Linked DNA regions of Mus musculus: all the other regions are linked to region 1. The links are chromatin loops, found by intact Hi-C in ENCODE. Cell type or tissue: left cerebral cortex. All regions are shown on one strand.

Region 1 (4,000 bases):
AGTAGCTTTAAGCATTAAACCAATTCTTTAAATATTTGTAAACTTGGAAGCCAGGTGTGATGGCACACACTTATAATCTTAGTATTCATCAGGTACAGTTAAGTTCAAGGCTATTGTAAAATACACAGCGAAACTCTGTCTCAACAAAACAAACAAACAGTATTTATACATCCGTATACTTGAAAGGATGTTTAGGAATCTTTGTGCAATACATTTACACATTAAAAAATGACTGTAGTCTGCTGATAGATTTCACGTGGTGCACAGTTCAAAAGGAAAAGGAAAAGAATACAAATATTGGGTGGAAATTTTCTTTCCTTGACTATGCAAGGCACTCCCTGGAATGTAGAAACGACTCATTAGTTATCCAATTATTTTGTCTGGAAAGACATAACTATTTTTAAACAAACAGCCTATGTCTACAAAAAAAGTCAAACATAACTGCAACTATGTATACCACGGTTACCTCTGGAAAGACCACCTTGAGTGTGCACACCAGCACTCTTACCAGCGTATTCACTATCCACAACCTACACACGAGCAAATCTTGACAATGTCAATGTAAATCTTTTGAAAATTAAAATATAAAATAGTTTAAGCTGCCTTTTAGCATTCTGTTCTCACAAAACAAATAACTCACCTTTTTCTTCCCTCTCTGAAACCACATTACTATATTACTCCACAAGATGCTTTTTGTTTCTACGTGTAACTTTATTCTATTTTTAAACAAGCATAGTCTGATTTTGTTTGCTTTTAGAAGACTCATTCAGAGTCACATATTGTGGTACAGGTCTAGAACCCCAGCACTGGGGAGTCTGAGCCAGGATGACTGCCAAGAAGGGAACCAGGCTAGCCTGAGCTGTATAGCAAATTCTAGAAATTCCTGGGATACAGTGTGAGATCCCTTCTCAAAATCCCTTCCAAGTGGGTAGGGGGAAAGGAGAAAGAATCACATTTAAAAGGACTTAAACATTTACATCCTATTTCATGCCTGTTTCTTTCAGTGTGGACAGCATGTGTTTAGTGTATCTCGGTTTCTTTGAGGCAGGAAGGAAGGGGTTAATTCATAGTTGGATTTTATGAGTTTTATTTATATGCGATGTGTGCTAAATACTTATCTTTCAGTTTGAAGTATTTTCCCCAGGTGATGGGAAGTAAAAATGCCCATCACATTAAAATTAGTTAAAAGAGATCATTTAGATATGAAAGTAAAGTTTGGAATTAAAATTAGGGAGGTGGGATAGATATTTGACTCCTTGGAATTACCGGATGAAAGAGTAAAGGGGGAGGGCGAAGCTTTGTAGGGCAGGAAGACCCGGACACAGTGGGAATGGAAGGCGGTGTGGGAGAAGAGAGAAAGGCAGTCACAGACTGAGACCGGTCAAGCATCACATCAAATTTTTTACATTCCGGCATAATAACATTTCAGGGATTCGAACCAGCAGAACACCAGTCCCTTTCCCCCTTACTTTAAAACGATAATGATTCTCTTTTAAAGAGTCTCTCCCGGCCCCGCCAGGAAGATCCTTTAAAAGCACGCGACCGGGATGTGAAACTGAGAGAGTCTTCCTGCAGCACACAGGACCTCCCCTCTGTGTCTGGCACAGCTCTTCCCAGCTCAGCCAGGGAACCCAGACAAGTTTATTTACACACCCCCCCGCCCAGCGTGCACAAACACACCCGCAGAGAGCGAGGGCGCGAGGGGCGGGAACGCCCTCTCTTCCATCCCTTCCAAACAATTATCTGCCAGAAGAAAAAAAAAAAAAAAAAAAAAAAAAAAAAAAGCAAATCCTTCGCCGCGCCGGAGGCTGGCGGGGTGGCGGGCGAGCCGGGAAACGTGGCCGCGCCGGCGAGCTGGGGATTTGTGAAAAGGAGCGCTGGCCCGCGTGCGCCTCTTGTTCCCCGTGTAATTTGCAGCCAATCATCGGGAGGTGTCCGCGCCCTGCGTCCTGCTCACCTCGGCCCGCCCCCGCCCCCGGCTCCGCACCGCCTCCCTCGCCTTTCTCCGCGCTCCCCTCCCCCAGCCACCGCACACACGCACACACACAAACAGAGCGAGGGGGGGGGGGGTGAGAAAGAGAGAGAGAGAGAGAGAGAGAGAGAGCGAGAGAGCGAGAGAGAGAGAGACTCCCCGGCTCCCTCCCTCCCTCCCTCGCACACAGCGACTGGAGACGGACCGGGAGCAACGCGCCGGGAAGAGCAGAGACCACCGACAACAGCCCCGCGCTCTCCCACACACGCTCACACTCGGCGCTTTCCTCTCCACCCCCACCTCCTCCTCCTTCCACCCCCTCCACTAACACCATCTCCTCCTCCTCTCTACAACAAGAAAAAAAAAAGCCATTTACAGGTATTTTTTTTTCATCCGCATATTTATTTACCCCACCCCCCCATTCCCAACAGTTTGTTTACAAGTATTAAAGTTGTAATTGGGAGCTGCCAAGACACATCTGGATTTGTGTTTCTTTGTGTTAGGGGGTGATGTGCAACTAATTAAAGGCAGACTGGCAGCGTCTGTAAATTCTAAGGCTCCCCAAATAAAAAGAGACTGGTAAGTGATTGTTCTTTCTCTTCCTCTGGCTTCCCCGCTTCTCTTTCTCTCTTAAATGTTTGCTGTCCGGTGGGATTGTAAAAGTAGATTAATGCTGGTCTCCAGCAATAAAAACCGTGACTGTATTAATTAATTAATTAATCTGCACCGGCCCCTCCTCCTGAATGTTAAATATGACCTTTGATCTCCATGTCTCTGGTAGATCAGACATACAGTATTAGGCATGTACAGTCACATTGTTCAGAGGCAAAGCAGGATCATGAAGTATGGATGTTTATTTTAGCTTTGGTGTTAGAACTATAGTTATTGGTGTGTGCTTTATTTTGTTGCTAAATAAAAGCCAAACAATAGCTGTGGCTTAGGTACCTTTTTTTCATGCTCCAGGGATGCATTGATTAAACAATAATGACCTGGATGCTGGGCACAATCCTTTTCTACAGTTTCTGGTGGTATTGAACCTAGAGGAGGGAAGGGGGGGGGAGGTAGTAGCAATTGGAGAAGCAAGGACAGCTTGTTTGGAAACACCATGCTAAGACTCTGAAAGGGGGATATTAGATCCCTTCTTTATTTGGAACAAGGTCAAAAGACTAAAATGTTAGTGTCCCCTCCCCTCAGTGGGATGATGCCCATTGCATGGTTGGCGGAACTAGTTTCTAGTGACTAGCAGTTATTATGATCTTGCATCTTCAATGTAATTCACAGAAACGGAAGCTGTATGTGTATTCTTACTGTGTCTTTCCCCCCAGACCCTAGCAAGTGTCAGGAATATTTAGCCAGGAGGATTTGGGGGGCACCTTTGTATTGTCATCAGGCCTCAGAAGGGAGCAGTTTTCCCTAATGTGAAACCACAGAGGTGGTGCCTGAGTGATTAGGGACTTGCTGTGATTGAAGGATGCCTGCCAGTTTCTAATCCAGCCGGAGGGAGGTTCCTTATCTTGCTTTACTTTGCCTAATAGGGATTTGTTTACATAAACCCCCCTTTTTTTAGGGTGCCTCATCAGTAGACCTTGAAGTTTTCAAATTTGAAGTTTGGACATAATGCTTCATTAATCTAATTATAAGCATAATGACTATAATTGATATGCATTTGAAACTCTGAAATTTTGAGACAGAGATTGCTAGGCCCTCAGTTTTAATTCCACACCAACCTCTAGGCTTCAGAAGAAGCCAGAGAAAGGTACTCTGGCAAAGAAAAAAATAAATAGGGAAACAAAGAAACTGTTTTTTTAAGGTGAATATACATTTTATATTTTTGCTTTAATTCTTAGAAGGATATGATATAGCTCTCACCCTTAATAAACAAGCAGAACCCCTCTTCCTAATGCTTATTGATGGCCTGTAAGCAGAGAGAGAAATGCAAATACCCAGTTAGCATTAAACTTTCCTCTTAAAAAATAGCAAAGGGGGGAAAAAAACATCTTAACAGTTCTTTGGATAAAAAAACACCTG
Region 2 (4,000 bases), 690 kb before region 1:
GTCTTGTTTCAGGGAGCAGAGAAACTATTCTTTCCCCTCTCACTTAGCGCCAATAACAAAACGCGAGGACTCAAGAGAAAAAAAGAAAGAATGGAAAAAAAAAAAAAAGCCCTCCACGTAGTGGATCCTGAATCTACACACTGTGACATCTGTCTAGTGTAGTCCACGAGGGGACAAACGTGTTGGAAGCCAGAGACACAAACCCAGAACAGGACCCAAACAAGCACTACTGGAGATAAAAGAGTCAAACACACCGGGTCAGTGTTCTTTCCGGGGTGTCTGAGGATGAACTAGGGGCTCCCTGGACTTATACTAAGAACAGGGGAGAGGAGGATCAAAAGAGAAAGTGGTGGTCCCCAAAGATGAACTCTTTCAGGAAGGCAGCCCCAAGAAAACACTCACTTTCCTGAGACTAAAAGGCCAGAAGAGCGGCTGGTGGGAGGTACAAAGGTAAGTTTTCTGGGTACAGAGGGGAGACACGCATTAGCAGGAAGAAGGGACCACAGAAGTGCAGGTCGCAGGAGAAGGGGGTGCTGAATTAAAACTATATTTGTCAGCCATGTTGAAGAAGCTCCTGTAATTTGTGAGGCTTCCCTCTTCCCTCTTAGTATTTGTGGGTGACATGACAGTCCCCGCAAGGCCGAGAGAAAGAGAGGGAGATTGGAAAGGGACCATTCCGCAGCCGTCAAGAGCGAGGAAAGAAAGAGAGAGAGAGAGAGACAGGCGCGGACCTCAGCGCTCTGACCTGGTTCTGGTCCCTCAGCCTCGCAGTCCACCGCCGTCGCAGCCGGGTCTCCTTTCTAACAAATCCTACAGGGCAGCCATCTTGCTTCCTTCTGCTCCTCTACGAAAGCAGCCTCGCCTCCGCATCAATATTCATAAGGCAGTTTGACGTCTGTTCTCTAGGCTCGGCGGGGCCGGCTCTCAGGCGGCCGCCGAGGGGGCGGACGTGACTGGCATGCGAGCGGAGCGGGCGCGAGCGCGGGAGCGGGCCGTGCGCTCGCTCCCTCGCGGAGGCGCGGCGGGACCCGGGGCCGTGCGCTCGCTCCCTCGCGGGGACGCGGCGGGACCCGGGGCCGTGTGCTCGCTCCCTCGCGGAGGCGCGGCGGGACCCGGGGCCGTGCGTTCGCTCCCTCGCGGGGACGCGGCGGGACCCGGGGCCGTGCGCTCGCTCCCTCGCGGGGGCGCGGCGAGTCCCGGCTGCGCGCTCACTCCCTCGCGGGGGGCTAGGGGACCTCCTCTGCTCGGCTCCTCCCCGGCCTTTCCTGAGCCCCGGGTGCCGCCGGCCGCACACCCACGCGTGGGCGGCCTCCGCGCCTCTGTCTCCCGCGGGGGCCGCGTAGGCACTTGGAAACTCTGCGCCCTCCTGCGCGCTCCAGGGGCCCCTGGCTCCCCGCGCTCCCGCTGCCAGCACCTCACCAGTCGTCTCCCCACTCGCCCCCACACCCTGCCACCCCCTTCCCTGTCGCCCAGCCAAGCCGCTCCCCATTTCCCCAAAGGCCGTGCCGGGAGAGCTAGAGGGGCCTGGGCGCTAAAGTCTCCACTCTGCAGCAATCCGGCGGCGCCGGGGCTCTCCCCGCCCAGGCCCACCTTCTGTTTACTTTGGCCACGTGGGCCGCGCAGGGGGTGCTGTCTCGCAGAGCCCAGAGGAGCGGTGTCACCGAGCCCCTGCTTGTCACTCGAAAGAATTAAGCCAGCAGTTTCTAATGTTCAAGGCGCCCCCGTAAGTTCCTCTATTTTGCACAAATTTCCACTCCGTACGGTAAAGTAATGAAGAAACCGCCTTGTGGGAAGCTGAATTCCGAACAAGCAGAGAGCGCTCAGTTTTCCCTGAAGTTCAAGGCTTGTGCGCACCAGCTCTTCTGCTGGCACTTCCGTTTTTTAAACTTACATTTTAAATGTTCCTTTTGGTAATTATTAACTTTTGAAGATGAGATCGAGGCAAATTCATAGGAATCATGAGACAGTAGTTTAGGAAATTTGTGCTCACACATCCACCCACCCTCCTCCTGTCTTCAAGTTTTCAGTCACTGAATGTTACGTTTTAATAGGTAATCTGGGAACCTCTTCTGTGGGATCGGTTGCGTTCACAGCAACCTTAAGTCTACTTTAACACTATTATATTGTCTGTAATGCACCCTTTCTTTGTGTGTGTGTGTGGGTGGGTGTTCTTTAGAAATGAGGCCTGGAACCAACTAACTCTCTCTCTAACTCTCTCTCTCTCTCTCTCTCTCTCTCTCTCTCTCTCACACACACACACACACACACACACACACACACCACATAAATTTTGAAAAGAAAGAGCAGACCTGCAATCACAGCATTTAGAAGTCTGAGGCAGTAGGATGTCTGACAGTTTGAATTTAGCTGGGTATTGTAGTTAGATTGTTTCAAGAAGAAAGGAAGGAAAAGAAAGGAGAGAGAGAGAAAAGAAGGAGGAGGAGGAGGAAGAAGAAGGAAGGAAGGAAGGAAGGAAGGAAGGAAGGAAGGAAGGAAGAAGAAGAAGCAAATAGCCATAACATTTTCCCTTAATTTCATGAAATGTAAACACTTCCTCTTTGTAAAATCTCATAGATGTATGTACTCACACAGGAAAGGCCAGGACCTCTATGTGGCACATTGTTACTCTGTGTTACATTGTTGCAGAGAAGATTGCCTAAAGTAAGTTCTAAGGAAACAATGTTTCTTCCATTTAGAAACAGTTACCAAGGTGTGATCTCACAAATCAGTAATCAAAATATTTACCTGGGCTCTACAGCACCTTATTTTTAAATTATTTTTTTTTTCTTTTTGAGGCTGGGTCTCACTGTGTGGCACTGGTTCATCTGAAACTATGTAGACCAGTTGGCTTAGACTCTGTCTTAGTCAGGGTTTCTATTCCTGCACAAACATCATGACCAAGAAGCAAGTTGGGGAGGAAAGGGTTTATTCAACTCACACTTCCACATTGCTGTTCATCACTAAAGGAAGTCAGGACTGAAACTCAAGCAGGCCAGGAAGCAGGAGCTGATGCAGAGGCCATGGAGGGATGTTCTTTACTGGCTTGCTTCCCCTGGCTTGCTCAACCTGCTCTCTTATAGAACCAAGACTACCAGCCCAGAGATGGCACCACCCACAAGGGGACCTCCCTGTTTGATCACTAATTGAGAAAATGCCTTACAGCTGGATCTCATGGAGGCATTTCCTCAACTGAAACTCCTTTCTCTGTGATAACTCCAGCCTGTGTTAAGTTGACACAAAACTAGCCAATACAGACTCAATAGAAATCAGCTTGCCTTGTTCACCTGCTTTGTCTGGCCTTTTAAAAAAATTATGATTATTAATTAATTAGTTTATTTGTATGAGTGTTTTGCTGGTGTGTATATCTGTGTACTGTGTGTTGGCCTGGTGCCCAGGAGGTCAAGGAGTGGGAGTCAGTTACAGATGATTTTGAGCTGCTGTGTGGGTGCTGGGAACTAAGACTAGGTCCTCTGCAAGAACAAGTGCTCTTTCTTAACCTCGGAGCCATCTCTCCAGGCTCGTTTCTATTTGTTTACCAAGCACTGCCAAGAGTCTGTTGAGTTCCTGTGGAAATCCAAAACTGCCAGCTAGTGACCAGAGCTAAAATAGCCATACTATTCCTGTTGAGGACTTCCTCAAAACCAGAGTCATTGTCAGAGTTAAAGTTTAGCAGGGGCAGCCTCTGAAGCCTCACCAGTGTCTACAGTGCCCCTAGAAGCCAGCTTTGGAATCCTCCGAGGATTATCTAGGCAAGCCTGTTGTTTGGTCCTGTGTTCTGTCTGCCTTTTCTGCTCAGAGAAGCTCAAGCCATGGTGACAGGCCTGTGATCCAGGAGCTTGGGACGGAAGGATGACCTGCCCATGGTCATACTCACGTGGCTACACTGGATTCTAGGCCAGTCTGGGATACACGAGACCCTGTCTTAAACAAAATCCCCATTTAGAAACTGAAATTCTCATCATAGTTCAGGAGTCTTGCCCTGGCTATTCGGCATTTAATG
Region 3 (4,000 bases), 270 kb before region 1:
CATATGCCACTGCATGTCAACATTGAAAATGAGGAGGAAAAAGGGGAGGAGGAGGAGGAGGAGGAGGAGGAGGAGGAGGAGGAGGGAGCCCAGGGGTGCAGAAGAGGACCAAATTCTCTGTCTCTGTCTCTCTCCCTCCCTCCACCCCCTCCCATCCATATCTCCCCACAGTCATGTCCCCTTTCTCCCAAGTGAATCTAGACTTTGTCAAGTAGGCAACACTAATTGTCACACTGGCCTTGAATGTTTGTATTCAGCTCAAGGTGCCTAGTTCATCTTTTTCTGTTATAAAACCATAAAAGTTTAACACAAGGTGCCTCCATGGAGCTTAGTAGGGCTACATTCTAATGTCTGCATTCATGTACTTATGACACTAAGTAACAAAACGGCTTGGGAATGTTGGAGAATCTCACAGAAGATTGGTACTAATGCTAGAGATGGAAACAAGACCCATGTAAGGAAATATGACTTACCTGAATTTGGTACTTTGAAACTTCTTACTTTGTAATTGGAGGGTCATGTAACTAGTATGGGAACCAACTATACATTTACCTCTGCTATTGGTTCTTCAAAAGTAACTTTACTAATAACTAGTTGTTTATCTAGCACTGCATACTTTATAGAGTAACTTTGTCTATATCAGATCATATTAACATCCCCAGAACCCAATGAGACCTGTAATTTTTTAATCATTTTATAGATTGAATAGCACAATCTATAAAAATGTATAGAAATTTATTTGGTTATCTACACATGGTCTCCCAAGTAAAGAAGCAGAATTCTGTCTTGTGAAACAGCTGGAATTCTGACTTCTGAATTTATGTACTACAGACCATGGAAAGATGTTTTATCAATGCTAAAACTTAACACATAAAGCTGCAATGAACATTTGCAATAGTTATTGTTTAGTCCAGATTTATTCACTTACAGTTCTTGTGTGTTTATTGATGAGATGGCATTGTGCTTAGTAGTGTGGGTTATCATTAGAACAAGAAAAACTTTGCTTTCTAGTAGTTTAATATTTCTATTAAAATTAAAGTTATTTATTATTTGTATCCTGGACGAGAGAAGCTGAGTTCCTGTGTGTTGTGACATTTTCAGGGACGCAAGTCATGATGAAAAGATGACTTTGGCTCCCTGCTGCAGGATACTCGATCACTTTGTGAACCCTAAGCTTGTGAACTGGATGAGCATTGTTGTGGTGAGGCTCAACCCTCGCATACACCTTTAACCCAAGAGCGTTCTGCTTGTTGTAAACATATAGTTGTGGTGTGGCTCAGTCCTAGCACACCCTTTAATCTAAGATCTAAATAATGTCAACCCTAGGTCAAGAGGCAGAGCAAACAACCAGCAGACAGGGAGTGAACATAAATAAACACAAAGAAGGGTGTTTGAGTTGGAAGGTATTCATGACATCGTGGAGATGGAGAAAGAGCCTTTTCCTTCTGAGATGCTGGTGGAATAGGAAAGTCAGATGTGTGCTTTGTCTGCTTCTCTGAGCTAGCACCCCAGCTTTCAGCTCCTGAGTCTTCATTTAGTAAATCAAATGGCTGGGATTTTTGTTTTTATAATAACAGTTTCCACAACAGGTAGTGAGGTAGGGAACAGAACTTTGCTTCGTAGGTTACTCTCACTATGGTTTCCCTGTGATAGAGGGATGCCAACAGGAAGGATGAAGGTGAGACAAAGACCTGTCTGGAGCGCAGCACCTTCCTTACTGATACTATTTCCCCTTAAGTAAATTTATCCCACTCTCTTCTCCATTTCTCTTATAACAACTTCCCTTCCCACTTTGTTCAGTCACCAATAAAAGCATCGTCCTCATTTCTAACTTTCAACACTTGCCTGCTATTTTTGCCTGCCTGTGGTTACCTATGGAAGACATTTCATGGCCTGAAAATGCCTGGCTTAAGGAGCTCCCCCCCTCCCCAAATATGCAAAACCAATGGTAACATATGGCCTTATATTTTTTCCTTTCTTGCCAGTTCACTAAAATAAATTTACTTTCAATTTACATATTCTTGTCTACATTTCAGAGATTTAAATATATTTGTAAGGTCTGTCCTGTCTATCTTTTTCTAAGATTATGCAACAGCTTTGCATGCTGTTTAGGAAATAATAGGAACTTTTATGATTTTGAGAATCTTTCATTTCCTAAGAAATTTAACAAAGCTTAAGTGATCAGAATGAGAAAGGCTAAGATGTCCTAAAAACTAAAATGTAAAATTATTGCTTCTATAAGCTAGATCTGAAAAAACGACTGTGTAGAAAGCTTGAAATAAATAGTTTACTAGATAGATGCACAATATATAATTCTGTTTCGATTCTAAACAAAGGGCAACTTAAGGAACTTATAGCTAAGTGGAGAGAATCACCATAGACCATTGGATTTACTAAAATAGAAATTGTGCATTAGTTTAGAGACAACTCTGTTTTCTTGTAAGAGGACCTCGAAGGCTCTAGGAATCGTTCAAAACGGTGGTCTTCATCTTCTTCCAAAGTCTATCTTCAAGCATTCTTGATGTTTTACGTCTGGAGGATTTTAACTGTGTAAAAGAATAGTCCTATAGACATGTGGTACCATCTCCTTGTAAGGAATCTCACATATATGAGGAATTCTCACATATATGAGGAAGAGATGCTGGGCCTGTTGTGACTGCTTAATTTCCTATATACTGTGGAAAACAGAGCTGTGGATAGCTCTTTATAGACATGATTCTGTTGGATCATCAATTCCTTATCACATGACTAAACACACTTTAACTGTTCCTAACAAATCATGTATATGGGGACACTTGAAGGTCTACAGACTCTCACCTTTGTCTTAAGGCTCATGTGGCAGGTGGAAATAGGGGATTCTATGATGTCAAAATACAGTGAAATTGTTTAAGAAGAATAGAAAAATAACACTTTCAACTGAAAGTATTTTCATCATCCAATGACCACTGGACAGGGTCTGAAGAAAGTTTTGGTTGACACAATTGACTGAAGGGAGCTTCATAGCAGCAGCAGCAGCAGCAACAGCAGCAACAACAACAACAGCAGCAGCAGCAACAGCAGCAGCAGCAACAACAACATGTTGGGCTGACTAGAGATTGGGGTTTTAGACACTATTTTCCTGTCACAAACAGTACTGTTACAATATAACAGACAGTAGTTTTATTGGCTATGAGCAAAATGAAAGTTCTTATTGGGTACCATACTGGGGTATAGCCCATTCCACTTCATTGCTGAGCTCCACTACATTCCTCATAGTATCTCCACATGTCTCTCTACCCCACCCCACTTCGTCTCATTCCTAACCTGGCCTAATCTCTGCTTGTATTTCAGCTTTATCTCTGGTGGACTAGATTCAAGTATGTTATAATGGAAAAAATGCTGGAAGTCAGTTGAGTCTTTAGGCTGCAAAAATGCTGTCAAATAATAATGGCCTAGCTATGGATATGTGTAAGCAGGGATTCCTCAGTATATATTTCCTGTCATGTCCAGGTGATTTCTGACTTCCTTATTCATAATACTTCACAGTATAGGCTGGGAATCTTCCTGTACAGAGATACATAATGATACTCAAAAACTGGCAGCAAGCATATAGGCATAGTCCATGTGAAGGGATTGCTGAATGCAATTAGTAATGAAAATGAGTGATCATCTAAAAAGCAAATGAACACAGCACGGTATCAGTTAACTTAGTTTTGACATAATGGAATAGATAATGTGTAATCTTTCAAAGAAAAGTGGGCCAGGATTTCTTCTCTAAATTTTCTGAGAGGCAGATATTTCTTTAATCAGTAAGAGCTACCAGACAATTATAGCCAGAAAGGTAGAATTAATACTCAGTAGAAGAGTTACAGGACTGGACAGTGACTTGAAATTGTAAGAAAAGTTTTGCATTTAAATTATGTTCAGGGAAATGGAAAGACAAGATTAAAGCCAAAGTGAGGGAGATGTTTGTGCATGTGTGTTCAATCATGAAGACTTTAAAACAGTATAATTAAGCTTG
Region 4 (4,000 bases), 90 kb before region 1:
ATCTCTGTGTATGATGTTGGTGATGATCGTGATGATGGTGATTATGATGATGATGATGTTGGTGATGATGGTGATGACGATGATGACGATGATGACACTGATGGTGACACTAATGATGCTGATGCTGTTGGTGATGATGATGATGATGATGATGACGGTGACTGTGATGGTGAGTGTGACTGTAAAGGTGACGGTGATGGTGATGGTCATGATGACTCTTTGACAATAAAAACTGGACCAGGATCTGTGAGGATGGTTCCTTTCCATTTTACATGCTAACCTATTTTTCAGTCTAGAGGTAGTTCAGGTTTACTCTTGTTTATATTCCTGCCTCATTGAATGCAGCATGGCAGTTTTGAGTTTTTGAGGAGCAGTATATAAGAATTTTAGAAAAAGTGACCAACTTCCACGTTCACCTATGTAGAATTACGAATGCATGTTCCGATACTTTTCATTGTAGAGCTAACGTTAACTCCACCCAGGTCGTGCATGTCTTTAGGTGGCAAAACAATGGCAGGCACTACTTGCTTTCTGGCCATGATTCGGATTTTTGCTAAGCAGATTTTGAAAGGTCCTTGGGATTTCTTTTCAATACCCTGTGCTGAGCCACTAAACACTGCTGGTTCAGCTTCTTGAGCACGCCATGAGGAAAAGCTGCAGAAGTCATTTCCTGTCTTCTGTGCTTCTCTCCCGGATTTCTGAGACACACTTAACCTGGGTCTTGTGCCGTGTCAACTTCTAATCGTTCTAATTGCCCAACGATCTGCTCTTACCCGATCATAAAATCCTTTTAACATTTCACTTTTTTCCTCAAGAAGATGGATCCTAGTTTCCAGGATGTGACCTTCAGCTGCTTCTGTAAATACCCAGGCAGAGGATTCAGTTCAGGCTCCAGGCAAGACAGCCTCATCTCTCACTGACTTCCTCTCATCCCCTTAATGGCCCCACGGCTGCCTCCCCGGATTGAAGGCTTTTAATGTCAACTTTATCCTCAACTCTGTTCACTTTGGCCCCCTTTCTACACTCAGTTCTTTTTAGAGTTTCCTTCCAATTAGAGAGGATCTTATTTTTTAGTCTTTTAAAAAAAATTTGAATCACGGAAAGGGAGAGGAAAAGAAATGCTGCGTCATTCTCGAAAAGAGTCATTTCCCACTTTGATGTAGTGAAAGGCTAAATGCATTTACTGCTCACTGGTAAGACTGGCATTCAGGGTGATGCTGGCTTTGAAAAAGCCACTTCCCTGCTATTTACCCTGATCGCAATTCTCTGGTTTGTATTTTTTTTTTTTTTGTCTGAATTAATGATTATATGCTGTGTTTTCCTTTCCTATCTTCCTAAATTTCCACGTGGTCTCTAAATACCTTTAGCTTCTATTTGAGATCAAATACTATGCTTAATGGGATCTAATCACTGCGCCTGTATCCTATCCATCTTCGCTTTGAGTCCCAAGTATTATTTAATCTTAAACCTAGCATTCTTCCTTTCCGGGAGATGTACACAGTCAATTGGAAATCAGCTTGGTATTGGCTCCAGCCTTATTTCCTCCACTTGATGTAATCCTGTTCTATACTGAGGTAATTAAAATCTTCCACTATTACCACAGTGCCCTTTTCTTACACATCCCCCTCCCTTTGTGTGTGTGTGTGTGACACCAACTTGCACACACATAATCTTTAGCAGTTCATTTTTCCTCCCAAAACCTAAAACATTACTCATACCACATATTTTACTAATTTATCATACCAAATACTTGTTATCCATCAGAGCCTGTGTGAGAAACATATTATTCAGGAATCATCAAAATTATACCATAAACAAATAATGAACATTTAAATTTTTCTGTCGCTTCTTATAAATATAAGTACCCCCTATAAGCTAGCCATCATACTTTTTTTTAAGCCTCTTAATTAATGTCCTAACATTAACAAGATTTTGTTAAACAATGGTTGGCCACTTAATGTTAGCAATTACATGTGGTGGAGGGAGGAAGCTAGGCTGTATGCACACACTGCATGTGAGAGGATGACCTCGTAAAATGGCCGCACATTTTAAAAGGGAATCGGAGCTTTGCATAGAGAGGAAAAATTTGAAAATCTAGGCTCAGTCTTTAGATTGTTTGCAGCCACCGCTTCTAGGCAACAGGCAAGAGATGTTTACAATCTGGGCTCTCCCCTGCCCCCACCTCTGGAAGCTTTTCATCTGCTGCCGCTGTTGCAGCGCTGATAGAACTACCAGACTCAGGACCTGTGAGGGACGCCCCTCCTCCACCTCACTTCAGTCTCCTGGAGCCCAGCTGTTAGAGCCTATCTAGCTAATCACACCCTTTGCCACCAGGCTCTTTTGTGGGAGTTAATGCCATGTTCAGAAAGGACAATGATGCAGGGACAGGAAAGGATTTGATTTTTCATTTTACCTGCACAGAAAGCAGTATGAAGAAAAGAGGAACTCCTTGTCCTTGGTGCTTGACTTAGCTGACAGTCACCTGCTGCTGCTGCTGCTGCTGCTGCTGCTGCTGCTGCTGCTGCTGCTGCTGCTGCTGCTGGAGTAGCCCAGTGAAGAGCGACCATGATTTTCCAGCCGAGAGAAGTGAGAAAAGGATCTCTTGACCTTGGCTTCGCAAAACTCGTTTTCGTTTCGTTTATTTATTTATCAAAAGGAAGCACAGATTTTCCAGAATGACAAGTAAACAGAAGAAAACACTATTTTAATTTACCTCCTGAGAGCATGCAACCTTCATTTACTTAAGAACTGGAGGGGTAGGAGTTTAAGGAAACAATACACAGATATCAACTTGTAAAGGTGGCTTATTTCTGGCCTCGGGAAACAGGTTTTAATTTTTCTTTCATCGTGTGAAGCCACAAGAAGATGCTTGAAAGGGGCAGAAAAGATTTGTATGAGGAAACCAGGGACAGAACAAGATGGAAACTGAGGCTGTCAGGTCGAGGTTACTGCTGCAATTGCCTGGAAACCCCGCTCCCTGCTTTGATTCCACTCTGAGCTGATGCTGGCTCTGCCTGACCACGGGGAATGGCAGCTGAATTTTGAGTATGACAGCTCATCAAAGTTGAAAGAGAACCTTCTAGGGATGTTGTAGGGGGGCCTCAGTTTCCCATTTTGGATCTGGAAGAGCTCATGTTTTAGAACCCTTTCTTAATTACCTTTTGTAACGCAACAGCAACAATGGTATCAGTCAAATGCAGGGATATGATAGGTTTTTGATTCGGAAACTGGAATCTGGAGCCTGATGTTTGTGTTATAATGTCACTTCCTTGCATGGTTTTAATGGGTTAATATACTTTTACGTATGAATCCCTTAAAACCTAGCCTATGATATACTGAGCCCTTGAGAAATGTTAGCTATTGTAACTAACAAGTACTTTGGGATAGATTCAAGGAAAGACTTAGCAGCTAATCTTCTTGACCTGGTCATTGCTGTTATAGTTATCATAAATTCATAATTAGATATAATTTAATAATATTGGATCAGGCATTCTTTATTCTATCAAAATGAGAAGGGAATTCAACCTAAAACAAAAATCATGTTTGAAAAATGACCTTAAATAAAGGCTTTCCACCATGTCTGACTGCCTGAGTTCTACACCTGGAACATACATGGTAGAAGAAGAAAACCAGTTCCCGAGAATTGTCATCTGACCTCCACATGTTCCTGATGACGTTCTAGGATGTGCTGTTATGATCTGATGCTGATACATTACGCACCACGTGCCACTGGTAGATCAAGTTGATTAAAATTCTTCTTGCAGATCCCTTGTTCCTGTATTGTCCTTGCCATGAAGATTGAGGCACATTTTACATCCCCAATTTCAAGAAGATGTACTACAACATCTCCCGCCAATTGAGTGTTTTAACTGTTATTGCATCTACAACAAAGAAATAGAGCTGAAGGTAGAGAATGTCATGATGAAATAATATCTATGGCTAAAAAAAAATCTTTGAAAAAAAATCAGGTGAGACTCTCAGACCCCATCCTACTTGAATC
Region 5 (4,000 bases), 140 kb after region 1:
AAATGCATGCAAAATTTTTTATATCTTGAGAAGCATTGAGGCCTTTCTATTCTGTTGGACATTTATGTTGATTAACAATTTTTAGAAAAGTGATTTCAAAAGTAAGCTTTTCCTTTTATTCTGGAGGCATAATTCTGCAGGCATTGTTAGTTTACTTCTATATATAAAATATCCAAACAGAATAAACTGATTTGTCAAAGTAAATGGAAAAAGCACCAAACAAATGTCAGACATAGTGCATTTTGATTTTCTGATGTTTAAGAAATATATTGATGTGTGCATCATGGCCGGGGCCATGTTTGCTGAGAGCCAGATTTGATAGTTGCTCATCATCCTGGGCAAATTCATATCACCACTGCTCACCAATGTCTTCATGTAGGTAGCAGTGTCCTCTCTGTTCATCACTGCTTGGTATTTTATTTAAGGATTTTTAAACATATGTAAAAGCAGATATAGTATATTGATTCCTAACATTCACCTATCATCAATGACAGCTAATGATTGCTGCCTTTAGCAGCTCCTACAAAGTACTCCTACTTACAGATCCGTCTGTCAGGTTTTTTTTGAGTGATTAAAGTTAAGAAGTATCTTCAGTTTTAAGGAGTCAGTGCGATTTTTAAGGAAAATCACCTGCCAGTGGGTTGAATATCAAGAAGATTGTATGGAAAAAGAAGATGATGTTTCATATTATTAAGTATAACAGGGAAGCATCTTTTCCATGTTCATTTCCACTAAGGCTCCACCCTGCCTCTTTTGCTTTCTATATAGTTGTTTTTTTGTTTTTTGTTTTGTTTTTTGCTTTATTTGTATTTGAAAGAAAATATTCCTTTTAAAGCAAAAATGGAAACAAATCTGCCCATGGTACCCAGCATGTGCTTTCAATTTCAGACATGCCTTTTACATGCGTTTTTTCATATGTAGACATGACCTCTGAGGTCAGACCTGTCAGGTTTCCTATTTCTTACATCACTGAAATAACTGTAGTTTTACAGCCTCTCACTTAGCATGTTGGTGAAAACAGCCCTGCTTTCCTGCTCTGCCTTTTCAATAAGCCTATGCTTCTGTCCTTTTGTACTCCATGGAAATGAAAACCATATTTCAGTAACAAACCACTACCCAATATCAAGCGTGCACACACACACACACACACACACACACACACACACACACACATCCTTGTACAGTGTGATTGTTATTTTATATTATAATACAGTCTTACAGCAGGTGACTGTGTGAAACAAACAAAGGAATAAGCTTATATAATAAGAGTGATTTGCTAAGTCTGCAATTTTTGATATAGCGGTTTGTGATTTACACATATAATGATTTCACATTTTAAATTCATTGACTAAGCTGTTTTACACTTTTAAACTATTAATCTATTAGTTGAAATCCCATCCTTAGATTGGAAATCTTCAATTATGCTTTGAACTTTAGTTTTCTATATGTTTAATGGAATACACAGTAAACAAACAAACAAAAACTGCAATAATAACAAAACAACCCCCAGAAACTTTATAAATAATTCTCCCATTGAATTGGAAATTGGCGTTAATGTCTGGGCATTGGGAGTCCCATCAAACAATCGTTAGATAGTAAGCATACTGGCTCTATGCAGTGGGAAGTGTAATTGCTGCCTCCTTAAGGAGATGTAAAACAATCACTCTAGAGTCCAGGAGCTTCTTCAGAGAAGATTTTAAAAATCTTTTAAAGATTATTAGGATATAATAAAAAATAATTAATAATTGGTGACCAGTGGAGTAGGTACATTTTCAAATTTTGTAGTACTGGAAATTTTCAACTACTCTGGGCCTGGTTAACGGCAAATGGAATATGGAATTAATTGTGGGAAAAGGATTTTTAGATTTTTTTTTTATGTGATGAATGTTTTGACTACATGTAAGTATGTGCATTGTGTGTTTGTTTGTGTGTATGTGTCTGTGTGTGTGTGTGTGTGTATGTGTGTGTGTGTCTTCCTTGGAGGTTAGAAGATTTCAGATCTTCCAGGCAGGAATTTTTGATGTTTTTGAGCCAACCATGTCAGTGCTGGGAACTGAACTTGTGTCTTCCATAAAAGCAACAAATGCAAACATCTAAGCTAACTCTCTGGCCCAGATCAGGGAATTTTAAAGACCAACGTGTCCATAAGTTAGAAAGTAATGCTTCGTCATTTATTTTATGCCATCTAACAACAATTTCAATGGGAATTTGGCTCAAACATAAAAGGATCAAACAACAGAGAGCTAAAATGTATTGTAGATAAACTCTTTTTGAATTTGTTATAGGTAGTATGTCTTGAAACATCGACTATAAAGTGATGAATACATCATATTTTATTTAAAGTGGGGACTTTTACCTAATGAAACTAAAGTCTCAAGCCACGGAGTTTGAGAAAGTATTAGAAATGCATAAATCATAACATCATAGTATTTGGAACAGGTAAATCATTTTACAAGTACTAAATAAATAAAATCAATGTAAATGATTAACCTGTCAGTATAGAGCAGTGGTTGGTTCTCAGCCTTTCTAATGTTTGGACCCTTTAACACAGGTCCTCATTTTGTGGTGTCCCCTAACTATAAAATTATTTTTGTTGCTACTTCATATCTTTAATGTTGCTATTGTTATGAATCACAATGTAAATATCTGACCTGCAGCATATCTTATATGTGGCCACTGTGAAAACGTCATTAAACCCTCATAGGAGTCATTACCAGTAAGTTGAGAACCACTGGTATAGAGTCCGTCTAAAGAGTGGAAGCATAATTTGCTGGCCATCCTAAAGGCTCTATTTCTCTCTCTCTCTCTCTCTCTCTCTCTCTCTCTCTCTCTCTCTCTCTCTCTCTCTCTCTCTCTCAGTTCTTAGTTAGACAGAACAGAAAGTAAAGACTTCCTTGGTGTAGCAGGTTAGAACACACAGAACCCAGCTTCTCAATAGTGAAGTCTGCTTTGCTGCTTGTGGAATTTACTTCCAGGGTCCTATCCTGGGAGCACTGGCCACACAGTGTAGGACAGCACCACACCTTAGAGGTAGAGGGCCAGGACGAATCACACTGCCACAAATCTGTTCTGATGAATGTAGGTAAGTTGCCTTTTAAAAAATTATGAGTTAATTGCAACAAATTTAGTTGTTTCATAGAATCTGAAAATGTTGATTCTTAGGTCTACACTTGAGTTTTCTATTTGTAGAAAGATGGGCCTGTGGACTTACTCTGCTGCTTTGGCAGTATCTCATTTATGTATTTTGTAGATGTATGACAAAGAGCTACAGGCAGCCAATAAAACCTGAGAGTGGGAGAAATAATCTCCCTCCAAAAAGAAACAGTTGACTGATCATTCAGTGCTAGACAGTCAACCCTGATAACATGCACATACAAGTGCCATTATGTGGATTTTATATATTGAGGAATACTCTCTCCTCTTTGTCTCCATCTGTCTGTCTGTCTGTCTGTCTCTCTTTCACACACACACACACACACACACACACACACACACACACACCTAACAATAATTAAAGAAAAGCAGTTCATTAATTTGAACAATCTGGGACTCTTTGGAGGGATGAAGGATAAATGACATAACTATATTATAATCTTAACAAATCCAAATAAAAAGACATATGATATATATATGTATGTATATATATATATTTTTTTTTCTCATGAAATTGATTTGATAAAAGTTTCCCAGATCTCTTTATATATAACACTCCGGGTTGTTATATAAATGCTCCAATGAGAAACTTGACTTGTATTTTCCATTACCAAAATTGCTGACTATAGATGGGTCATAGATAAATTCCTTCTCTGGAAGTTCCTTTGCTTTAAAGAACAAGTTTCTACCAGAGTTATGCCTCCTTACACATTTGTTCAGTCATTGGTTAGTAAGAAAAACTCGAGGCCAGAAGGTCTCACCACAATCCTAGCTTTCTAAGCCAACCCTGAAAGCATGTCATCTTTAAATTCTCATGAAATTGCTAAAAGGTTCCAAGCTCTACATG
Region 6 (4,000 bases), 360 kb before region 1:
CCCTTTCCACAACTGGGTATTTTTAGTTAATAAATTTCAGCACAAATTGGAAATAAGACAAGACGACCTACCTTCTGCATCAGTTTCTTACAGTCACTAACTTACTAGAAGGTCGGAGCTTCTTTTTGAAAATAGAAAATGTTGTTATATTGGAAAAACCGCCAATCTAATCACCAAATACAGCTGTTCACGTTTCCGTGAGATGTGATGAGAATGAAGCTTGAACATTTGCACTTGACAGCACACATTTTCAGAGCAATTGGATGCGCTGAGGAGCGCTGTGAGGAGCAAGCACCAAATGGAGGTGGGCTAAAAGATCTTGGAATCTTGTTCTGGGGTCTGGGGTCTCAGATGCAGCACCCACCAGCAACACAGAGAGAGTTTTAGCAGCTGCATTGTTTTAACCCAGCCCTTAAAGCAGGAAGCCAAACCTCCTTTCTTCACCCTTAACCACGTGGCTGAAAACTGTGTGACTCATGCGCTTAATCTCTTGGTCAGGTATTATTCTTCTAGGAATTCTTAGGAGGAGGCCTTCAGTAGTGTAGGTTCCTTTGGGTTCTGACCTCCTTGGGGTTAAATGACCTTTTCAGGGGGGTCACAGATCAGATATAGTGCCTATTAGGTGTTTACATTACAACTCATAATAGTAGCAAAACTATAGTTAAGAAGTAGCAACAAAATATTTTTATGGTTGGGGGGGGGGTCACCACAACATGAGCAACTGTATTAAAGGGTTGTAGCATTAGGAATGTTGAGAGCCATTCATCTAGCAGCTCTGTTCAGTTAGGAGAGTAGCTTGTGGATACTGTCCTCAGTAGGATTGAGATCTTGGGGTGATATCTAAAGTACCAACGAGATAATTAAAGTGTTAAGATAGATCCAAGATTATAATTCGTTGAAAAAAAAGATTATTTGGGGACCAGTGTACAAAGGGTCTATTAAATACGAGGAAAGGTTTAAATTAAAACTTGATTTTGGATGGTGGCTGCCCAATATTTGAACCAAGGTTGTGACTGAAACTCCATTAGAAAAAAACCCTGCAAAACCAAACAAAAACAAAAACACGAGGCTATAACATTGGAAGTTTTAATTGTGTTGCATTTATGAAATATTTTGAAGAATGCCTATAATTTATAAATTGCTTTTGATACTGGCATTGGGACGTAGAAAAATTTAAGACACCTCCTTAGGGATAGCCAAGGGTGACTTTCCTGTAAGGTTTGAAACGAGGGGAAAACGCTGCAGTTCTCCACATTTCCAGCAGGGGTCAATATGTTTTCATCATTCCATACGGAGAGCTCCCAGGAAGCAGCCGCAGTGTTGATCCTAATTGGAGCAGACGCAGGGATCTTCTATAATCCTCTGACATCCTTTTCAAATAATAATTCTTAGGTGGGTGGTGGGCTGGTGGCTGCAATGCCAGTGCGAGGCTTCTCCACAATGAAGCCTAACCATTGTCAATTATTTTTGATGTATGCTAGCTTAACTTAAGTCTCCATCTGACTGGCGTTTCCAACCCACAGAAGGGTATTCCTCCTTCTAATTATGGAGACACAGTGCCCAGGATGGTCAGAACCAGTGTGCTATTTTGGCTTAATGTGCTCTCCAAAACGCGTTCCCTCTTCCCGGGCCTCCTGTGCTCTTTCCACTCAGCACAAAGACAAGCATGTGCTTTCAGTCAAGTATCTTAGGAATGGTTTACTTATAGCCTTAATTGCTGAGGCCATTTGACTTTAACTCATTACATGCCGGTCCGTGGAAGCAATTAGAGACACCCTGAGTACATATGATTATAGTTGCGTAAATACATCTCCCAACACTTTGGTAATCACTATTAAATCTCCCTTGTCTATCCACTTTCTAATAAATTGTTTAGGGGCTCTGCTAGCTGTGGTGTGTGTTAAGGGAACACATTGTCACCCTTTGTGTGCATTTTAAAGACTCTTGGTTGCCTTGAGCCTCAAATTGTCAATCGGAAGGCGTTCTTTGAGAAAAGAAAAAAGAAAGAAAGAAAAAAACCTCCCCTCCCCCACAACCACCATCTACACACACACACACACACACACACACACACACACACACACACACACACACACAGCACGTTCAATTTTTACTCTTCTTGGCCCTGGATACAGCCCTTTCTGGTGATCAGGGGAGTGAATGTCTCCATGTAGAGACATTTGCAGAAATCTGATTCTGGAGAGCCAGGAGTGTTGAGCAAGAATATATTACCAGGCCACCGGGAAGACTGTTAACTGCTTATGTGCTGTGCTTGCGTGAAGGGCGAGCTGCTCACCTGGCAGTGCGCCTCTCCTGGCCTCAGGCTCAGTGAAAGCTTGGCATTTACCCAGAGGTCTTCACACCTCTCTCTAGGTGGGGGCTGGAGAGTGCTGCTTGGAAGATGAAATACAAGCTGGTCAGAAGGCTATAGGGAATGCAACAGACCAGTGGTATTCAGAACTTGCACTCCCTATGTAAGAAGTCAGGAGAAACTTCCACCTCATGTGGAGGTTGAGCGGCTCCTAAAAGGATTGGGATTTGTTTGTTTGTTTGTTTTTGATTTCTTGTTTGTTGTTGTTTTTCACATATCACACTGGCACGTGCTTTTTAACACACGTGGGTGCGTTTTACACACCTAGAACTGATTTTTCTTTTACCGTCAAAGGTTGCCAATATCCTTTAAAGTTCACTTTGCGATAGTTAAGCAAAGCGGGCACTTTGATAAAATTCTTTGTTGAGGCCGCTCTATCTCCAGTCTTTCAAGTCCAGATTTATGTAAAAGCCAAACGAACAAACAGACAAAATGTAAGAGCAATCCCCAAATTCCAATGTTAATTTCATGGTAGGTCTGACAGACACCTGTTAGGCACACCGAGTCTTCTGGGGAGTTAGGAGAAGCTGAAGAGAGTTCTGTGCCCATGCTTGGCGGATGACAAAGACAGATTAATTTACCATTTTTTTTAAAAGAATATCATTTACATGAGTGTACAAGTACTTCACTGCACAAGAATGCATCTCTTAAAAATAAGCATTTATTTATTTGCTTCCTTAGTGTCTACTACAACACCAGAATCTGCTACCAGTATGGGACTGTATTGATGAATAAAACAGGCTCGGGCTGTATTCCCACGAAGGTTACATGGTGCTTGCTAAAATATACATGCTTTGAAAGTATGTAAGTTCTAAAAAAAAAAAATCCCCAGTATATTTTTATTTCCTCACTTCACACGTTTGCTTCTTCATATTTAAAATGTAGGCTGAGATACTCCTTGCATTCTTTAAAGGTGAAAAAAAAATAGAACTGCAGGGTGAACGACGAAAATTTGGTGGCTGCAGAATTCCTGCAAAGTCTTAGCTGGGAGCAGGGTAGATATGAACTGGTTTACAAATAATTATCAGATTAGGATGCCTTTTAGACAGTCCATTCATTCCTACAATGGAGCAATGTGCCTCTGGAGCAGAAGTCACTGGAGTTCAAGGTTTCCTATCCCTCTGCAGGAGGCTGCAGCAACTCAACATGGAAAGGGCTTGCTCTCACAGCAAGGTTTCAGCAGAGCCAAATGGGCTCTGCCCTTAGAGTCCTGACCTCACCATTTAGGAACAGTGAAAGGAAGCAGCTTCCAAATTACCTTTTAAGACTTGTGTGTAGATTTTAATTCTACCCACCGAGTTTACTGCTAAATATGAAAGCAACCTTAAAAGAGAGTATTTTTTTAAAATTTTGTTTATTCAAATACATCTCCTCAAAGTTCAAAGAAATCTGCATTTAATTTAAAAACAAACAAACACAATTTGCAAAGTTTAAATGAAGCCCATTGCTTGAAGCTGTACTGGTTCTTTGCTTATCGACTGGATGGCTCAGTCAGTCTTCATGGCATCAGGAAGCCAGCATGTTGGGCATCTATCCTAGGCTCTGTGGAATGGATGGTTAGGGTAATCCTTCAAAAGCTCAGTTTAGATTTTTTTTTTTTACTTCCCCTCGCTTAGGTAAACATCAGCA
Region 7 (4,000 bases), 390 kb after region 1:
AGTCCATAGTCCACAGCATTCAGTTCTATGAAAACCTGCACTTACAGATGTTAGCTTCTGTAGTCATTAGACAAAATATACTGCGATGGAAATTTTTTGTGTCAGCATCCATCTCTGGTAAGTGTCTCTGGTCATGTGACTAAGCTCAATGAGAATCTCGAGACAGAGTAAAAACCAAAACACAAAATGCCACAGGAATGATCTCTCTCTCTCTCTCTCTCTCTCTCTCTCTCTCTCTCTCTCTGTGTCTCTCATGCTTCCTTATTTTTTTTCCTTTCTTCTTTTTCTGTTTCATTCAGTTTCTTGACTTATTCCTAATTGATTGCATTGTGTACTAAGGAGATACTGTCTCTCTGTTATCATACTGTGTATGATATTATCCTTGATCTTAAACTAACCAACTTGGAGGAATAAAGGGGGAAAAGAAAAGAAACATGTTAATTTGTCTTTTCTCAAACATGGAATACTCTGACTGTTACACAAATAGTAATTTTCTTTGTTATATGTTAAAAGTGTTAACAATTAGCCAGAGAATGGGAAGAAATGATCTGTGGGGAACTCTTAAGGGAGTGCGAATTCCAAAATTAATTTTAAACATCTATAATGAGGACAAGAATAGAGGAGAGACAAAATGAAAGGAAAGAGAAGGAGAGAAGAAATGAAGGAGGAGGAAGGAAAAAAAGCTAAAAGGAACAACTGATGCTTCCCGTTCACATCCGGGATGTCTGTCGGCCAGCTCAGGATGTCTGTCGGCCAGCTCAGGATGATTCCCTAGTCCAGAGCACCAGGTATGACCAATCCCATGTTTAAATAGGCCTGCTCCAATCCAGGTCTCTGCTAAAGGAAAGAATAAAACACTAGGAGAGAAATGGATCCTGTGGCTGACAAAACCACAAATATGCCACACAATTTCTATGAGCTATTAAATATGTAAAATTAAAGGAGGGGAGAGAGGTGGTGTTATCAAATCCATTGTATACACAAAAGTGAAAATTTCAAGAAATATATTTTAAAAATTCTTCTAAAAGGCTTTCAATACAAGATGGACAAGATCCCCCCCCCCGTGTGTGTTTGTGTGTGTGTGTGTGTGTGTGTACTTTTTACTGTTTTATATTTTTGTTTTTTAAGAAAGGAAAAAGAACATAAAGTTGGATGATGGTGGGGAATCTGGGAAGAGTTGGGGGATGGGAAAAATATGATCAATATATATTACATTCTGATTTTTAAGAGATAAAATGAATTCTAATTCCGTATTCAACAAAAAAAAAAAATCTTCAGAAAGTGACCATTTTAAAATAACATTTTACCATTGAGAAGAAGACATTGAAGAAATGATGTATGTTTCGAAATATTTTGAATTTAAAGACCTTTCACATTACCTAGCTAGGAGGACAGACAAACCGTGATTTTTTTTTTAAACAAATATCCACATATCATTCCCGTCTTCCAGACCTGGAAATGGATTTTATAGCTTGAGAGCATGACAGAAACATCTTCTGCTGGATTTAAAGGCTGGCTTCATGGTCGCATGAAAGAAGATTAGGGTGGGTGTGGGGAGAAGCAGGGCTGGACTTCCGTTCAAACGCCTCAACTATAAAAGATGAGTCATTGCTGCGGGTTAGTCAAGCTGACCCTTAGTGTGAAGGAATTGCAAAATGAAAAATAAATAACTCCACTGACTTAGAATATATGCCATTTCAGGGAGAGGGAGAGAGAGAGAGAGAGAGAGAGAGAGAGAGAGAGAGAGAGAGAGAGAGAGAGAGAGAGAGAGAGAGAGAGAGAGAGAGAAAGAACAACCCTTTGTGTTTGCTCTGCTAGGAAAAAAGAAAGAAACTGTGTATCTCTTAAGTGATGACTGATTATTTACCTATGAACGAGGCCATCCGTATCTTTATAGCTGTAGCTAAACACTATGTCCCTGTCATCAGTCTCAGCAAATGGAACAGCAGAAGCCCCCACAGAAGCAAGGGTGCAAATCCCTTTATCTGTCTTTGATTATATCTAAACGGGATGGTTAATGGGCCTTGTGCTGAAGCTTCTAGTAAATTGGCCATTTGCTTTCACGAACACATTCTGGAATAGCTTCCAGGAAAAGCAGGCAAATGAATTAATATTTACCTCTGTAGCCATGATTTCCCCCCATAGCTCCTCTTCTTCCCCTTGAGAATTATAGGAGAAAACGAAGAGCAACGAGTGCCACGGAGCCGCGATCTTCCAGTGCCACCTAGTGCTGCTTTTATTTCTGAACTGCGCTGGCAATTTTTATTAATGGCTGAGTAATTCCAGATGTTTTTGACTTACAAGACTGAAAGCTACTCAATCTTTATTCCACATGGAATGCTTCTCAGTAATAATTTCTGCAAATAAGAAAATGAAGGAAACAACACCCGGGCATCATGGAAGTTTGAAAGGGAACCCAGGCAAGATATCTTTAACTTTGTTTTCTGAAAAGTTGCCTTTTACAATTCTGAGCTCTTCCCAGGGGAACACTTTCTCCCGCTGTCAGCATTCGGTGGTTGCTTGCAGTTCTTTGTCTCGGGTTGAGTCTCCTTGAGTGTAGGGTGATTCTTCCACACTGGGTGTCGATTCCTTCCACTTAGGGTGTGGATTTCTGTTGTCAGCGCTCAGGTCATGTTTGGGCAGACGAGGGAGGAAAATGACGTAATTACCATAATCCCAAGAATGTTTTAAAAAATCAAATCGCTACCAAAAACTCAAGAAAATAAAAGCCATTTCTTTGATCTAAAAAAATACAGTTTGATCTATGAAAATAGCTATCTTAGTTCTCTAATTTGACAGAGTCCACTAATATTTAATGATTTTACTACCCAACCATCAAATAGCACAGATGAGAAATGTGAAAAACTCTGGCTGGTTGGTTTTCTTCTCTATTAAAATGAGGTTTTTAACCCTGCAGCATGCTAACCTTTGTTGTAAGGACTTTCTTCTCCGTCCATCTGTGTAAGTTCTGCTGCGGCTGACACTTTGTTCATGGGAAAGGAAAAGTGAAAATAAACAGCCTTTGAATGCAGTAGATGTGTGTGCGTGTGTGTTATGTAGGGTATGCAAGACATGTGTGCTGTGTCTGTGTGATGTGTGAATGTGGAGTATGTATATGTGTTATGTGGGTGGTATGTGTGTGTACATGGTGTGTTGTGTGTGTGAATGGTTTAAATGTGTTGTTTGTGGTGAATGTATAGGTGTTATATGGTATGTAGTATCTATGGTGTGTATACATGTGTGGTATGTGTGGCGTATTATGTGATATGCATGTATGTTGTATGTGAGTGTATTATATGTGGCATGTGTATGTCTATGAGTGTGTGGTGAATATGTGTGTGTGTGTGTGTGTGTGTGTGTGTGTGTGTGTGTGTGCGTGCGCGCGCGCGCAATGGAAGCTAGAATTCACTGAACCTGGACTTCGTAGAAAGGCTAGGATGGCTAGCCAACAAAACTAAAGGATGCTTTTGGTCCTGCCTTCTTGGTGGGGGAATGTATGTGTCACTGTGCCAGGATTTATGTGGGTGGTGGAGTGGTCATGTTTGTGGAGTCAGAACTGCCAACTTCTCTCACTTTCCCAAGAAGCCTTCTCCCTATCTTTGATTGTTGTGGACATTGATAATGCTGTTGCACAAGAAACTCAGCTCCACCTTAGTTTGACAGCATTATCTATGCTGAATTGCAAAGATAAAGGCACTTCCATAGCTACAAGATCTCCAAGTTATAAATTCAAATTCCAGGGTCTACAAGCAGGATGTAAAATTTTGGTTTAACATGCTAGTTAAACATTAAACAAAGTAAAGCTTCTGTGTGAAATGCAAGTGTGGAATGATACTTTGCAAAAGTGGTAACTCTTGAATCCTGATTGACAGTATTTTGACAGCACATTTCATCCTGTCAAAACTGACTGTGATTCGTGATGGATCAACTGAAAGAAAAAAAGAAAGGAAGAAGAAAAGAAAAAAAGTGAAGAATACATGGTATTCTAAAATTGATAACA

Evidence for each region. Peaks named below come from ENCODE experiments on the same cell type or tissue, not always from the same donor. Only the 100,000 strongest peaks of a DNase experiment are listed, where the experiment ranks them.
Region 2: it touches region 1 in a loop (2.9-fold over the local background); 7 of 42 quality-filtered maps call a loop at or near these places.
Region 3: it touches region 1 in a loop (2.9-fold over the local background); 2 of 42 quality-filtered maps call a loop at or near these places.
Region 4: a loop joins it to region 1, with 4 times the contacts of the local background. A loop is called at or near these places in 3 of 42 quality-filtered maps.
Region 5: a loop joins it to region 1, with 2.7 times the contacts of the local background. A loop is called at or near these places in 3 of 42 quality-filtered maps.
Region 6: a loop joins it to region 1, with 5 times the contacts of the local background. A loop is called at or near these places in 7 of 42 quality-filtered maps.
Region 7: it touches region 1 in a loop (3-fold over the local background); 4 of 42 quality-filtered maps call a loop at or near these places.

What each region holds. Positions count from the first base shown.
Region 1 is chr3:134,234,337-134,238,336 of GRCm38, forward strand. Cxxc4 (CXXC finger 4) reads left to right here and starts at 2,159. Exons shown (of 4, transcript NM_001004367.4): 1 at 2,159-2,350; 2 at 2,476-2,551. In left cerebral cortex, no CTCF peak of the experiment used is centred here; DNase peaks (open chromatin) are centred at 1,667, 1,848, 2,727, 3,291 and 1 more place; H3K4me3 peaks cover 2,938 bases; H3K27ac peaks cover 2,280 bases.
Region 2 is chr3:133,543,455-133,547,454 of GRCm38, forward strand. Tet2 (tet methylcytosine dioxygenase 2) reads right to left here and starts at 936. Exons shown (of 11, transcript NM_001040400.2): 1 at 746-936. In left cerebral cortex, a CTCF peak has its summit at 1,822; DNase peaks (open chromatin) are centred at 893, 1,433, 1,613, 1,988 and 1 more place; H3K4me3 peaks cover 1,877 bases; H3K27ac peaks cover 1,863 bases.
Region 3 is chr3:133,963,664-133,967,663 of GRCm38, forward strand. The region is part of intron 2 of Gm26691 (a long non-coding RNA gene); the gene reads right to left. Among named protein-coding and RNA genes, the nearest start is that of Gm30484, 150 kb to the left of the region's middle. In left cerebral cortex, no CTCF peak of the experiment used is centred here; DNase peaks (open chromatin) are centred at 1,550 and 1,866; H3K27ac peaks cover 252 bases.
Region 4 is chr3:134,144,541-134,148,540 of GRCm38, forward strand. It overlaps Gm26691 (a long non-coding RNA gene), which reads right to left. Exons shown (of 5, transcript XR_376102.3): 1 at 2,414-4,000. Among named protein-coding and RNA genes, the nearest start is that of Gm26691, 2.7 kb to the right of the region's middle. In left cerebral cortex, no CTCF peak of the experiment used is centred here; a DNase peak (open chromatin) is centred at 2,231; H3K4me3 peaks cover 403 bases.
Region 5 is chr3:134,375,542-134,379,541 of GRCm38, forward strand. No RefSeq gene overlaps it. Among named protein-coding and RNA genes, the nearest start is that of 4930539C22Rik, 46 kb to the right of the region's middle. In left cerebral cortex, no CTCF peak of the experiment used is centred here; no DNase peak of the experiment used is centred here.
Region 6 is chr3:133,875,248-133,879,247 of GRCm38, forward strand. The region is part of intron 2 of Gm26691 (a long non-coding RNA gene); the gene reads right to left. Among named protein-coding and RNA genes, the nearest start is that of Gm30484, 59 kb to the left of the region's middle. In left cerebral cortex, a CTCF peak has its summit at 1,263 (motif pointing right); DNase peaks (open chromatin) are centred at 1,297, 1,521, 2,311, 2,784 and 1 more place; H3K4me3 peaks cover 376 bases; H3K27ac peaks cover 193 bases.
Region 7 is chr3:134,627,784-134,631,783 of GRCm38, forward strand. No RefSeq gene overlaps it. Among named protein-coding and RNA genes, the nearest start is that of Tacr3, 200 kb to the right of the region's middle. In left cerebral cortex, a CTCF peak has its summit at 2,231 (motif pointing left); DNase peaks (open chromatin) are centred at 1,584 and 2,133; H3K4me3 peaks cover 389 bases.